Regions from separate parts of the Homo sapiens genome. Here region 2 is linked to region 1. The links are chromatin loops, found by intact Hi-C in ENCODE. Cell type or tissue: heart right ventricle. All regions are shown on one strand. Links, peaks and the distances in the headings refer to the core of each region. The heading gives the core; the rest is flanking DNA.

Region 1 (7,989 bases), core at 1,270-6,269:
TACGTGTTTTCCAAACTGTCACTGATCAGTCTAGCCTCATAGACACATGATACAAGATATCATCTAATTCAGTGTAATATTTGAATGAAAAGCGACACTATTAAGAATTGTAATGAAACAAAAGATATAAACTGAGACTGCCCCCAAATAAACCAGAACCTCTCATCGCCGTATCTACAAGGCAAATATTCACATGTTCTTATGCTGAAAGAGTTAATGTATCACAGAAACTTAATGATTATTTGCTAGTTCCACAACACTATTACTTTACAAATAAAATCTGAGAACTCTAAGATTATACGTTGATTTTTTAAAATCACAAACTACAAAATATTACTGCCTTTTTCCTTCTCTTACTATACGGATTTACAGCTTACATTTGCCTACAGATTCTATATGTTCTAAATGATTTCTCATATTTTAGGCAGGTTAAAAATGATTTGGATGATAATCTCAATTCATGTCTTTTGTACTGTTCACCAAATCTCACGTTATTTTCTTTCTCCGGCGTACAAGGAAAGAGTAGATTTCTTAGCCCCTAAACAGTTAGGTGGCACCATGTGACTAATTCTGGCTCATGAAATGTGACTAATTCTGGCTCACAAAATTTAGCTGCACCAGATACATGTCTTCCAAACTGTCACTGATCAGTCTGGCCACATAAACATATGATACAAGATATCATCCAATTCGGTGTAATATTGGAATGAACATTTAAGTAATGAACACTTAAGTAATGATCCATCTCACTCACTACTTGCTTGAAAGAATCTCAGCTACGGCAAAGACTAAGCTAAGTCAGAAAAATAAAATTAAATTATAAAGCTAAACTTCATATATTTCCTATGGTAGTCAGGAAAATCCAGGCTATACAATGGTAACAAATGAATCTTGAAATTTCAGTAACTTATGTCATAAAAATCTTTCATCTTCACTTAGTACTCAGTGTATTTCACTTCATCCTTCACTTTGGTGCGGCTCCTTTCCAAGCAGAGTCTTAGAAATCCAGGCTGTTTCCATGCTGGAGCTTGGCCATCTCAGGACACAGGCCAGAGTCGGTGAAGTGACTCTGATGCCTTCTGATCAAATTTCATGAGCCAGAATTAGTCACATGCTGCCACCTAACCGTTTAGCGGCTAAGAAATCTACTCTTTCTTTGTATTCAGGAGAAGGAAAATAACATGGAATTTGGTGAACAGAAGCTAATCTTTCAGAAAGACATAGGAGGTTTTCAACCAACAAGCGGGTCTTTCTATACTTTAAACAAAGTGATACAGTATTATTTGTATGACTATAATGGCCACTGCCCTCCAACTCAGCACGATGATGTTTGAAATACCACAAATGAAATAAATGATTTCCAGAGGACAGGCTTAGCACAAATGTTTTCAATAGCCCATTCTGATTAGAAGAATGCATGAAATCGTTCTAAACAAAATGTCTCAAATTATAATATCATCTCTCTTTCTGGTGTTGTACATTGAGATAGGCCAAAATTTCATCACAGCCCTCTCTGAAAGAAACTACATTCTGAGGAATGGGACCAGTGAGTCTGGCTTCTCTTCCTCAGGTTGAACATTTCAGTCACTTAAGTTTTTTTTTCATTATAAATCTGTTCTGAGGGCAAAAAAAAAGAGAAAGGGCTTTAGAATCTACGATTCACCATATTAACTATACTCATTAAAGTGATAGAGGACTAATGTGGGAGAAAATGTATTTAAAATCTAAAAATATGATTACTTAAAAAATTGGGGGTAATAGTTTTGATGGAAAGATAACTATTTCCAATACATTTGGTGGCATGTGAATTATTATACAGAGTGATAATTAAAAGACTCAGTCTACTACTTATGCCTAATAGATTGTGACTAACCATCTCTAAAGTTCTAATTTTGGAATTCTCTCTGATATTTACAATGTGATACAGGCAAGCCACTTAATTTCTTTTCTAGTTTTATACTATCCTTAACAATGAAAATAATACTCTTTTCCACAATGCATTAGAAAAAGATGGTATCTAGTGGATAAAATTGAACCAGTGAGGTAGGAATTTGAGTTTAAAGTTAGCTTTCATCTTTAATTTCTCTTTTCTTTTCTTCTAAGGACTACATAATTGGCAGTTCATACAACTCTAAATACCTGTGTCCCACAGCTCCTTCCTAAGAAAGTTGCCACAGACAATTATTTTCATTAGACAAGTCTTGTGTCTACGACTCTGGCTTGAAGATCAGACTTAGTTCTCAAGGTAAAGATAACTGTGTGTTCAGGTGATCATATCATTGAGCTTTTGAATTGGGATCACTTTGAGAGTAAAATGGGGAGCTAGAGCTATCACTAGTTTCACCTGGAAAACAGGCATAAACTTTGACCTTTTATGTTGGCTATTTGATATGGTTTGTCTGCGTCCCCATCCAAATCTCACCTTGAATTGTGGCTTCCATAATTCCCGAGTGTTGTGGGAGGGACCCGATGGGAGGTAATTGTATCATGGGGGCGAGTCTTTCCTGTGCCATTCTCATGATAGCGAATAAGTCTCACGGGATCTGATGGTTTTATAGAGAGGAGTTCCCTTGCACATGCTCCCTTGCCTGCCACCATGTAGGACGTCCCTTTGCGCTTCCTTCATCTTCTGCCACGATTGTGAGGCCTCCCCAGCCATGTGGAACTATGAGTCTATTAAACCTCTTTCCTTGATAAATTACCCAGTCTCAGGGATGTCTTTTTAGCAGCATGAGACAGACTAATACACTAGTTAAAGAATAAGCTGTCCTCAGTCGGGTCTAACCAACTCAGGGGACTTACTTAGCAAGAGACTGCACTTAAGGGATGATCTGTGTACAACTACAACAAACTGACTCAACCAGTTCTTCTTTCCTGGGGAGTATAAATAAGTGGTATCCAAAAAGAGGAGCAGAGGCAACTTCTGGGAGGCTCATTGTTGGCATGAGGGTACCAGAGCTGTTGGGTTCCAGGAGGACCTGCTGAATCCCAAAGGAAGGTGTTGCTCTGTACCTCCAAGAAATTACTATACCTTTAACCTTAGGGATATGAAGCAGCTTCCTGAGATACCTCATTTCGCTAGTTATCCTTATCACAAATTCCCATCATCTAATATAATTTGAAAGCATCCCCTCTCTGCAAAGTTAAGAGTATACACAATGCAGACTATCATTGGAATTGCATTGCTGTGGAAGGGAGTGGGCGTTATGGGATAGCAAAATGAATGACCAGGTCACTGTAAATTTTGGGTTAAAAATTAGCCTTCCAGTGAAGCTGTAAAATCAAGACTGTATGAATAATAAATTTAGATGCTCATGAAAATGTGTTCACTTGAACATTATGCAATTTTTAAAAATTTCTATAATCAGAGCAAGTAATATTTTTTACCAGACATCATAAAGACTGGACTAACCAATAGTTCGTAATGTCTTGAAAACAGAATACCAAGTGAAAATTCAGAGGTTGAAAAAGAATTTTAAAGTTTAAAATATAAGACAATAAAATTCTTCTAAAATTTGTGTAAGAAGTCCAAATATGTGCTTTTAAATATTAGACTGAAGATTGTCAAGATCAAAGATTTGATCTACTGCCATCTAGTGGAAGTTTAATTTATATTAATTAATGGCTGACCAAAAGAAGCAAAACCAAAACAAAACAACAACAAAAAAAAAACAGTCTAATTTTCAAACTCTAAGCAATGTCAACAATTATCTACTCTAGTGGCTTTATTCTCATGGAGTTACGAGGCTGTAATGAGGGCATCTTAGGCACCACCTAAAGTGCATGAGGAGTAAAAGAATACAGCTCTGAGGTTCCCAACCCTAATCCAAACAGGGTCATTGCACTTTCTAAAAATATTTTGAGATTCCGAGTCGATTTTATTTAAGAAAGAATTCTACTTTAAGAAAAGTTGTTGAAAGTCCTGATCTGGTCTCCTGTCCATCCTGATAAACCAATAAACACCAGTTTTCCAATGTCACACAAATGACTAGTGGCATAGCTAGCAATAGATATGAGATCATCTGATTCCTACTCTCATTGAAATAATTTTGGAGTAACAAATAGACTTCAAGTGCAGCGATCTTTGTTCAATAGCACAAAGAGCTTATTTCCTTTAAAAATAGATTGTTTCCTTGATCGTTATTTAAAATAACTTGACCCTACTACCACCCCTGCACCATTAGAACCCTGAGTGGGAACAGAATCTCAAAATAAATAAATGGAAATGAGATCATGGCTGTAAATGGTAATTATATTATGTCAAAAACACCTTTAGAGTTACTTTAGAGCTCCCTAAAAATAACAATTAAAAAGTAGCTTGTAGAGGATATTTCCTCTCTTCTCCTTTACATTTATGTGGTGTTCAAGGTGGACAAAGTACTTTTGGAAAAAAAAAAACTATAGCTTTTTAACACCGTTTTATATTTTATGAAATATAAAACTATCAATTCTGCTGGAGTGCAAAGAAGTTACACTACTTGTCCCGAGTGAGTTAGAGTCTTTTCTCAGCTCTCCTGACTTCGTGTCCAGCAACAGAATGGATAAGTAAGAGATACAAGAGGAAATAGGTTTATGGGGGGTGGCTATTATTGTTTTCCTCATCTGTTTACTTAGGATGAGTGAAAGTTGGTCATTTTTGAGTTCTGGGAGGGAAGAACTGGTTGAGAGGAAGGTGATGATACAGGAGAAGGATCATCGATGGAAAAATTCCATGAGGATTTAAGAGAGGGTATAACCCAGAGTATATGTGGAGGGAAGAGATACTACTTCCCAGGAGCAAGAAAGGGCATCCACATCTATGACAGCATTGTCACTTTGACATGTCTCTCTTCAGTGTACCACAAAACATTTTTATGAAATGACATTGACATATTCATATTCACTTCTATATATATCCTATATAGCCTCATATAATTTGTGAAGTTGTAATTCAAAAATACCTAGGTTTTTAAATGCCTGTCTTATCAATTCTTTCTTCCTTTATTTTTCATCTAAATGTGCATCCCTTATATCATACCACATAATATTTTCTCTCTTCATGTTTAAAAACAAGATATAAATATTTATATAGTGAAACTTCAATATTATTCAAAAGACATATGTATTTTTAGAATTTGTGCAACTATGGTAATTTATACAGAGTAAAATAACTAAATATTTCAATTTTCTTTCATATAACTCTAAAATTTTTCAAATTTAGAGCAGAGAAAATATTTTTATAATCAAAACTTTAAAAATTCAAATTTTAAAAAATCTTTTTTTTCTGAGTCTATCACAAACTACTCTGTAAATCTGAGCAAGTTGAATACCATTTCTTTACACATTTTCTGGGCACATTTAAAAAATAAAGGAATTAAACAATTGTCTCAAGTCTATGTCAAACTCCAAACAGTTCTGGTTTTATGATATAATTGTTCTCATTTTAAATATGTACTCTTAACAGATAAATTGCTTAAATATGTATTCTTAATATATAAATTGCTTATTTTTTTATGCACATAAGTCATTTAAAATTTTAAAATATTCGTGGGCTTTATAAAAAGCCAAATAACAAGAGAAGGTGCTTCCACAGGAGAGAAATCACTTGAAAAGCTCGAGGATACATTTAAAAACATGAATTTTATATATATAGGCAAAAATGACAATAACCTGTTCTCAGGGAGAAAAGAAAAGTTTCCAAAAACAAATAAGGTAGTACATTTTCCATGTACCTTTGTGTGTTAGCTAGAACATAAGAAGATCTCAAGTTATTAGGATTTCTGAGCTGCTTCTTGACTAAATAAAACATAAAAATCATGGGCAGCTGGCACCATCAACTCCAGGAGGGCCTAAGATGTCAGGTAAGCTACTGAGTGAGAGAAAGAAAAACGTACCCAGTAGGAATTCATGGTATAAAGTTAGCCTACATCATGGAGCAGTCTGAATAAAAACAGGCTGGATTTTAAATGAAACCTTCCTTTTGTCAAAGCAATTTGTATAAGAGAGCAAAATGTCATTGGTATAACTTAATAAATATATATTATTACCCTATAAAGGACCTCAGAACACAAGCTTTATGAGCACAGCGGACTTTGTCTATTTGCTTTACTGCTGTGTCCCTCAGTGCTTATAGCAATGATTGGCACATAGTGCTCAACCAATATTTGTTAAATGAATTGACATGCTGGACTTCTTCCTGCTGTTAGTCTAGACTAGAGTACTAATGAAATCTGATGCTCAAATGAGTGAGTTTAGATCAACAATTACTCATTGCATGTCTAACACATATCAACAAAATTATCTATTACTGTAGTGACCACATTTGCAAAACCTAAACTCATGTTACACAATCTGCAAAGTACAAATACTTTCATGATGACAACAGATTTGCATATCCAAAAATATAATCTTTACCAAAACATTCAGAAATTAACTTTATATTATAGAATGGCCACATAATTTCTAATGAAAAATGGGTCACTACTGAAAATGAAAGAGGGCACCATCAATAATTACCCTGGTACAATAGGCATAAACTAGACATATCCCCGGAGAAATGGGGTATATGGTCTCTCCAACAGCCCCCATACTGAAGCCTATCCCTAGAGAAGAGATATGTTAAAAACCCACTTTCTCAGTCCTAGAAAAATCAATTAACTAACAAAGGGAAAAAATAACTAAAATGAGTTTAATAAAAATTTTTAAAGACTCCTAAACCATCATCCTAGGAAGGTAATAGAAAAGCTTAACTCCACTGCAAAATGAATATCTTGTAAGAGCTGAAAAGCTAAACAGATCTTATTGCACTATAATGACATGCAAGACGATCTCTGTTGATGTTTAATAGGATGTTGGGTAATTGCTGTTAAATAAAAGGAGAAACGGGGATTATTAAAAGGCAATATTACTATAAGATATCCCAAACAGAATGTGTAATTTCTTTGCTTTATGATTTATATACATAGTTCAAACAACAGGTACACCTACAAAATATCATGGCAAAGTTCAGTTGATCGTCATCTTCATTATTAGTACCATGAAAGCATGGATAAAACTTGAAGGGAGTAATAACAAATTGTAATAGATTAGATGAAATTGTAAAAGCATCATAAAATTGGCACATAGGTGTCCAAATATGATGCTATTTATAGTATATTATTTTTCACCTTAATGAGACACCTGAAAATTAGTTGCATCGTTACTATTAATCTAAAAATACTCATGCCTTTGAACATCCCTCTGCCTCAATCACTGGAAACACTTACTGATGCTCTTCTCTACCCAAATACGTCAGTTTCTCTCAGAGGCAGGGAAAGACAGAGATAGAGATGGAGGTGGAGAGAGGGAGCGAGCTCATGAACCTCTTTTTAAAATGAAACCATTTTTAGTTTCAGTCATTCCCAGGATAAGATGAGAAAGAATTCTGATTTAATTAACTTGCATTCACAATCCCCTGAAATCATTTGAACTAATGGGGGTTTTAATGAGAAATATTTTTAAAGAATCTTGTCATTCTCTATTCTATAGAATACATCATACTAGAGTTTGCCTCCTCAGAAGCTTGCATTTTATTTGAAGTCCTGTTGCTCTCATTGACATTGAAACACACACTTGAACAGACTTTGCAAAACTTACAGAAGAGAAAACCTAACAGTACTCCACAGGTCCTCTTATTTAGCCCACACAATTATCTTTCCAGTTAGGCATTACTATCCCCATTTCATAATAAGAAAAGTGAGGCTTGGAGCACTTACAAAGGGTTTTAGGTCAGGTCTTCGGATTAGAATCTATTATTTTCTTCCTGAGTACAATGGAGATTGTTAAAGGACAGTCTACGTGATCAAGTATCTGATTCTTGAACATTAGACACTTGGACTATGGATTAATTGTCTTTACAGAATGCCACTAACTAGGAACCTAACCTCTGGTCATTCTAGGGTATCATGGTCTAAAATATTAGCTCTACCATCGAGCTTTGCAAAAATCAGAATAAATGGTTTCATGTATTTT
Region 2 (7,989 bases), core at 1,800-6,799, 960 kb before region 1:
AAACCAGACCTTCTAGCCAAAGACAGCTTAAAGCCTAAAAACTGAGCTGCCAGAGTCCACAACTGGAGTGAGAGCTTCCTTAATGCCTTTTAGCCAACTGAATGGTGCTTTTTCCAGGCCATGGACCAATCAACACACACTTCCCCCTTCTGAGCCCATAAAAACCCCAGACTCAGTGACACATTGAGACTACCCACCTTTGGGTAGGGACTATGCACTTCAGGTCCCATCTTGTATCAAGAGCTGTTCTGTTGCTCAAGAAAACCCTCCTCTGCCTTGCTCACTCTCTGGTTGTCCACATAATCTCATTCTCCTTGGACATGAGACAAGAACCCAGGACCCACTGAACAGTGGGTGCAAAAGGTGCTGTAACACTGTAGTTCTCATGCCTTCCACCAATACTGGGTGGCTGCACCACATATATGATGGGAAGCAGTGGTGGGGCTGGGCCAGTCCAGGAGCCATGGGCTGTAGCTGGGTTGCACTGAACGAGCTGAAACACAAATGAACTGAAACGTCCCTCCTGCTCGTGGCACTGTGGGCAGCAGGAAGGAGAGACAGCGGTAATGCCCCTTTTGGACTCAGACCTCAGGACTCCCCAGGCAAGAGCCATAACACCCCTTGGGGTTCTGCAGTTGCTGGCATCTCCTAGTTTTGGGGCACTGCTGCATCCTCCTCATCCAGACGCCAGCATCCAAGGTGAAAGATGGTCACAGCATGCCCAGGCCAGCCGCAGGCTGAGCACAGAACCATGGCAGGTGCAGAATCCCAGCCAGTGGCACAAGCTGAGTGCAGCCAGCCAGGCTGAGTGGGTGGAGCAAGCCCAGCAGTGAGCCAGGAGCCAAGCAAGGCCCAGGCAGGGGCACCACTCTCTGAGAGAGACCCGGAGCAATCTTCAAGGAAATTCAAAAGGGAAACAATTGGTAGATTGGTAAGGTGACAAGGAAAAAGAAAGGATGAAGGGAGAGAGGTAAGGAACAATCTGCATAGCACAGAGAAGACCTGAAGGAAGAGAGAAAAGTTAAGATGTATGGCATAAGTGGGAGAAAAAAGTGATTTAAACTCTTTCACAATCTTGACATCTCTACATCCCAGAAGATTTAGAATAGAAAAGCAACCGTGGGAACTTCTGAGTTAAGCAATTTCTTTCCTGAAAGAATTTACCAATCTTGCAAATCAGAAGATCAGGATTGTTTGAAATCATCATTATTATTATTTTTGGCAATGTGGGATCCTACTACGAGTTGTTTATGTTTTATAAATACTATTTCCAATCTGACAGGTTTTGACTACTTCTATTTAGTCAAAACTACATTGTTAAAACATTGTGAACCTCTATAAGGGATTCGAAATAAAATTATTTGTCATTTCAATGAGGATTTTAGTACTGGTTGTGCATTATTAAATATGCAACGTTAACATCTGAATTTAAACTTCTGAATTAAGACTAATGCTTTGTTTCAAAGCAATGTAATAATGCAACATTCATACTCTCCTGGCTGGAAATTGGTAAAATATTAATACACTTAGTAAATTTTACCTTTGAAAAGCCATTCCTTTTACTATGGCTTAGATATGGTTTGTTTGTTCCTTCCAAATCTCTTTTTGAAATTTGATCCCCAATGGGATACAATTTGGAGGTGGGGCCTAATGGGAGGTGTTTGTATCATACAGCCAGATCCCTTATGAATAGATTAATGTGTTCCCACAGGGCTAAGTGAGTTCTTTCTCTATTAGTTCTCTTGCGAATTGGTTGATAGAAAGAACCAGCACCTCCTTCCTTCTCTTCTTTCCTCCCTTGTCACATGATCTTTACACCCTTCACCTTCCATTATGACTAGAAGCAGCTCGAGGCCCCCACCAGATGCTGTGGCCCAGTACTTAACCTTCCAGCCATCCAGAATTGCGAGCCAAATAAACTTTTCATCTTTATAAATTACCCAGCCTCAAGTATTCCTTTATAGCAACAAAAAATGGAATAAGATGCCTTTCTTTACAGCATTGCTAATTCGATGGGAACAAAAAATTGGGTAAGAAAAAGTTTTAAATACTAAGACAATTTTCATCAAAAGCCACAAAGCACTTTAAAAGTACCCACTGCACTAAGAACACCCATTATACTAATTAGAGATTATTTAAATTTATTTTTCAAATAGTTATGTAAGGGTCTTACTGGGTCCTCTGTTAGCCCAATTGAATTAGTGAATATATAAAAATAGGCAATATTTGCTACCCTTTGAGTAGGTCATTGTGGCAAGTACTGTTAGTTGCTTATCCAATATATACTTTCCTCTTCTTATGTGAACAAATCCTGGATTTTATATGATGCAACAATATCTTCAGGTGTATATTCTCTTTTCCAGCTTCCTTTGCAGCTAGGTTTGACCATGTGACATTTATAGTTCTAATGGTTTGAATGGTTATATGTAACCAATAAAATCAAAGTGAATGTTTCCTAGGGATTCTGGGAAAGCTTTATCTTTCTTGATGAAAGGACAGAGTGTCTAGTACTGCTTTTCACATTTCTTCTACATTATAATATTGATGCAATATCTGAAGTTGTAGCATGAACTGGAGCTTGCAACCATGCAGTAACAAACATGAAGATGAAAGTCAGCACTGTTATAATGGTGGAGTGAGAGAATGGAAAGATATGAGGTCCTGATGGCATCTCAGAACAGTCAAACTAATGCTAGAAAATGCCAATCTTTTGACTTCTCGTTTTTTGAGAAAAAATAATTCTGTTTGGCCGGGTGCAGTGGCTTACAATGTAATCCCAGCATTTTGGGAGGCTGAGGTGGGTGGATCATGAGGTCAGGAGATGGAGACCATCCTGGCTAACACGGTGAAACCCTGTCTCTACTAAAAATACAAAAAATTAGCCGGGTATGGTGGCGGGTGCCTGTAGTCCCAGCTACTTGGGAGGCTGAGGCAGGAGAATGGCGTGAACCCAGGAGGTGGAGCTTGCAGTGAGCCGAGATCTCGCCACTGCACTCCAGCCTGGGCGACAGAGGGAGACTCTTCTCAAGAAAAAACAAAAAAACAAAAAAAAAAAAAGAAAAAGAAAAATTAATTCTGTTTGTTAAAATCACTCTTAGGCATTTTGTCACTTGTAGTCAAAATCCACCCATAAGTGGAAAAATAACGAAAAATGAGGAAAGAAAAGGCAAAACAGTAAAAGAAAAGATAGAAAAGATATGACTGTGAGACAGAAAAGTAGCAGGAGGTTCTCTTGAAAGAAAAATAAAGGGTAAATTTAAAAAGAAATTTAATAGTCAACTTGAAAATGAATACAATTTTTATTCTTAACCATCTGCATTCATCTGTGTGCCATAATTTATTCAAATGTTTTTAAATGCCTGTGAAATAACAGTTAACACTGTTTTATAAAGATGTGGTCATTTAATTTTGGGAAGAAGGTGGTGAAGCTTGGAGGAGTAAACACAATCTGAATTAGTGAATGTGAATTTCCACGGGATAGGTCTGTTCACTCTGTGGACATTCTCTTCTGGGTTTTCTGAGACAAAACACATTTTTTTTCCAACTTGTCAAAGTGGATTGTAAGCATAAAAAGAAAAATAATTAAATTGTATTTATTTGTTGATGGACATTAGTTTTTATGCTTACAACATTTATAATTTTTTTAAATGGCAAGATACATATTCATGTTTGAAAAGGCATGAACATCATCAATCTTGTCAATTTCTTTCAGAAAAAATAAATTTTCTTCTAATACTTTCTTCCCCATACATCCCTCTCCTTCACCACCCAGAGAAACGTACTCTGAAAACTCTTTCACTTGATCATAGCCAAAAAGGCTAAGTAATTGAAAACTCTTGCAATGAATATATATATAATATTAATTTATTGCCAAAACACAGATATTTATCTTTTTAAATGTACTCATCCTCTCACTACTCAGAGGAATTCACTATTAATATTTTACTTACAGTTCTTTCAATTGTGTATCTATTTGACTGTTCTCATCCTCACCAAATTGTATCCTACAGATATGTCATAGGGTTTATTATAACTTTGAATCGTGATTATGTGCTTAGAGAAGTATATTTCCACAGACTAAGTGGCGTTTTTTTGGGAAACATTGTATTGAAGAGCCCATCACACCCCAGCAAATAAGTAGAAGGGAGAGGGAGATATATAGGGATGAATGTTAAATGCAGAAGCCATGAATAATTGAAAGTTGCTGATAGTAAACAAGGTTAGAAGTCACTAATCTAGAATAGGGCTTGCAAACTGATAGCTTTTTGGCCACATCTGGCCTGCAGATGTTTTTAGTTTGGTTCACAGAACGTTATATTTAAAAATGGAGTTAGGGGCCAACATTGATAAATGGATAGATTTCAATACAAAACCTGAACTGACATTTTGGAGAATCCAGAAGAATTGGCAAATCAAGGACCACAGTCCTACTTGGAAAATATTGGCTGGAGCCAGCAGTGGATACTCAGTGACATGGGTTATGTGTTCTCTGGTCTCTTCACTGCTTCACATCCAATCTGGGTTTGAATTTACAAACACTAGAGGGCAGTCTAAATGGTGATTTCTTCATAATTTATTAATGATTGTTTTTTGAAAGCATACCTCTCACTGAACCCACAACTACATAGGACAGAGCAGGGATCACAGTTTTTCTTCTTTTTGATCTTCTTGACTTGTTGACTTATATTACAGATTCTCTTAATTACTTGATGATTGGCTATAATCTTTGATAGATAGAAAATTTTAGTTTAAAATATTTTAGCATAGAATGTGGTAAATTGAAAATGTATTTTAAAATATCATATTTCCTAAAGAATAACGTAACAGCAGTAGTAAGTTACAGCTTCCATCAAGTTTTCATATGCATTAATTGAACCACTGAGAGGCCATTGGTTTGATTTCAGAAATGAAAAATGAAACGATTTTCATTTAAACAAAAACTCCAGTGTTTTATATTCAACCTGCCAGAAGAACAGGTCTTTCTTTCACACTAGTCCTATATGGATGGTAGGGGTAAAGAGGAAGACAGAAGTGCTATTAAATTCGTAATTTGTAAGCAATATAGCAGTGGTGACCTTTGTATCAAATGCTACATCTAGTTCTTTTGAGATGAAGATCATATTCCTGAGTAAATAAAACTATTCATCAGAATGAACTATAGAGTTTAAGTACTGCTTTATAACATCCAAACAAAGGAGGAATACAGGATATAAGACAAAGAATGCCCTATGGAGCCTTAGAAATTAAAAAACAATCTCATAGGAATAACGGTTTTTAAAATCCACATATGGATAATGATTTGGAATAGTTGGAAACTTTCTCATGTCTTATGGCCCTCTCGGTACCTTCTAAAGTTTCATGCCCTCATAGTGGAGAAAGAGAGAACTAAGGGCAAAAGGGATTTCCTTTGCATTCAAATCACCCATTTTAAATGCATACAATATGTTTTCCATTTCCCATTTTGTGAAATCTGCTTTTTTCAGCTGTCTTTTTCTTTTAAGGAGAAAACTAAAGGGGCTCTCTTTGGGACCACTGACCTTGACTTATCAGTTATCTAGGTTTCTGCTGAGTACCATTTGTTTCTCACTCATACCAGATAAAGCATTAGAGTTTAATGGGGACAGGAAGATACGGGTTGAGGGGGGGCAGGAGATAAGAGAGCTCGCAAGAGCCATTTTTAGGTGGTAGAATGGAGCTGGATGTTATGTCTTCTTGGGACAACATGTCACTCAGAAATGACACGTTGCTTCCTTCTTACGTGCTAACAGAGGTTTGAATCTAAAGGCCAGGCCTTCAGGAATTCGTTGATTTATCCAAGGCACTTTGCCAAATGTAATGGCTTTCACCCAATCAACCTTAGCAGGTCTGTATTCCTCAAGCACAAGTTATTGTAAAGAAGCAAAACAGACAATGCAGCCTAACAGTCAAGGATTTTAAACAAAATACCTAAAAATATTTGTTAAAATATAGTGGGGAATTTATTATTTTCAAATTAGTTTTATATAGATATATATCTTAGAGGAAAATATCATAAGCAAGATTTCAAGAAATACACTTTGTAGGTATGGATTGATTTCTTTATGCTTTTTCCAGCATTTTAAGTTAATATTAATTTCCTCTCCACAAAGTTTATTTCCAAAGCTAAATGATTACAGTTTTAAGTCACCCTCAACTTTTGTTGTTTAGAAGACTTTAGCTTCATACAATCAGGCATCTTCACCAACATATGGACAACCGAAAGCAAGCTGAGTACTTTTTCAAGCAAAAACATAACGAGGAAAGAGGTCACAATTAGTCTCTCAGCCCACACCATTTTAATAAGCCAGCTACACCGTTTGGATATTTAAGCGATACATTTGTTATTCAGTTAGCTTTATGAGACAGACAAGACTTTAACTTCTTCATCAGTAAACCCTAGCTATGTCTATCCTCCTGCCCTGTGGTAAGATTCCAAACGTCAACAATAATTGTTTCTTAAAAAAATCAGGACAAAATCAGGACATAAAATCATCAGATGAGATCATAGATGTAGTCTCTCATTCCAGCTTCACTGATAGTTATGAGATACCAGTTGGAATAGAGGAGAGGTTGAGGAGTGGGGAACAGGAGAGAGAGAGAGAGAGAGAGAGAGAGATTTACTGGAAGGGAATTGATAATCAAGTCCACCACTAGGGTTTGAAGTCCTCCAGGTAAATATTTTTGGGAGGCACCTGTCTAGATAATGATTTGGAATGGTTGACAACTTTCTTATGTCTTATGGCCCTCTCTGTGGAGGGCCATAAGTTTCATGCCCTCATAGTGGAGAAAGAGAGAACTAAGGGCAATTTGATTACAAATTTATTAAAAAATGTATGGTTCCACATGAAGAATAGTGATTTGTTAATGATGATTTAAAATAGAAGTAGGGAAGGGTACTTATTTTTTAAAAATATTGTTCCTTCAGTGCACATGAAGTTTTGTTACAGGGTTGAGGCACTAACTCTTTAGCTTCAGGTCTAGGATCCATCTCTTCCTGTTCTTCATTGTCAAATGCATCATTCTTGAATAACCTCATTTCTTCCTCCATGAGGAAAAGAAAGCAATGCTGATGTAGAGAGGACAGAGATCAGTCTGTTCTGAAGAACTTAAAGACTTAATTAACCTGACCTCAAATACATACCGTTATTGTCATGAATTAATCAAAAAGAAATTTTAAGCACTGTTGAAAGAGATTAACATTGACCAAGGTTTATGTCCGTTCATCAGCCCTTTAACATTAGAGCTTTATTATCAAGACTACTTTTCTTAAGTCCATGCAAACCAGGCCCCTTCCCTGGTCTGAGATTAACAAAGTTTTATGCCTTTGTGTGTCATTTTCACATTTTCTAAGCCCTTCTCCCATATCTGAGAATTCAGTGCATTTTATGTGAAGCATCTGAGTCTGAACTGAGCCCCAGTTCTCTTCCGGGGGGACACTTTTCAATATTCTACTCAGTGGGTGAGGTTGACCAGATGTCACAAGGAGCTCTGAGCTCTGTTCCTATGGAGTTGTCCCTGATCCCCATTCCAGGTCCTAGTTCCAGGAGCCCAGACTGGCAAGAAGATCATGCTCACTGGCCAGAGTGATGGGTTTTTTGTTGGTGGTGGTGGTGGTCTATTTGTTTGCATGGTTGCATAAGACTGGACAGCTGTGTTAGTGTTTACACACTGAATTTGAGTGACCCTCATGCACATTGTGGACTGCAGGAAGACTTTAAGGCTGTGGGCCGCCCATGCTCATTACCACCCCTTAGGCTTAAGCAACAGTGTGGGCTAACACAATGGCTCACGAACATATCTGTTCCGACAATAGTGCGGTCTCCAGTCTCTCGCACTCATACACAGAGGTAACAAGCAGGCATCATTTACTCTGTGCAGACCGACCACTGACATTCACAGCGGTTACCCCAATCCTTCTGAGCCTCCATGCTGCATGTCAGGTAATCCTCCAGAAATGGCCTCAGCTCCTGT

The links. Peaks named below come from ENCODE experiments on the same cell type or tissue, not always from the same donor. Only the 100,000 strongest peaks of a DNase experiment are listed, where the experiment ranks them.
Region 2: a loop joins it to region 1, with 3 times the contacts of the local background. A loop is called at or near these places in 8 of 110 quality-filtered maps.

The regions. Positions count from the first base shown.
Region 1 is chr21:16,078,232-16,086,220 of GRCh38, reverse strand. All of the region lies in intron 2 of MIR99AHG (mir-99a-let-7c cluster host gene), which reads right to left. Among named protein-coding and RNA genes, the nearest start is that of MIR99AHG, 12 kb to the right of the region's middle. In heart right ventricle, for the core only: a CTCF peak has its summit at 3,581 (motif pointing left); no DNase peak of the experiment used is centred there; H3K4me3 peaks cover 538 bases; H3K27ac peaks cover 789 bases.
Region 2 is chr21:17,041,980-17,049,968 of GRCh38, reverse strand. No RefSeq gene overlaps it. Among named protein-coding and RNA genes, the nearest start is that of LINC01549, 390 kb to the left of the region's middle. In heart right ventricle, for the core only: a CTCF peak has its summit at 4,532 (motif pointing right); no DNase peak of the experiment used is centred there.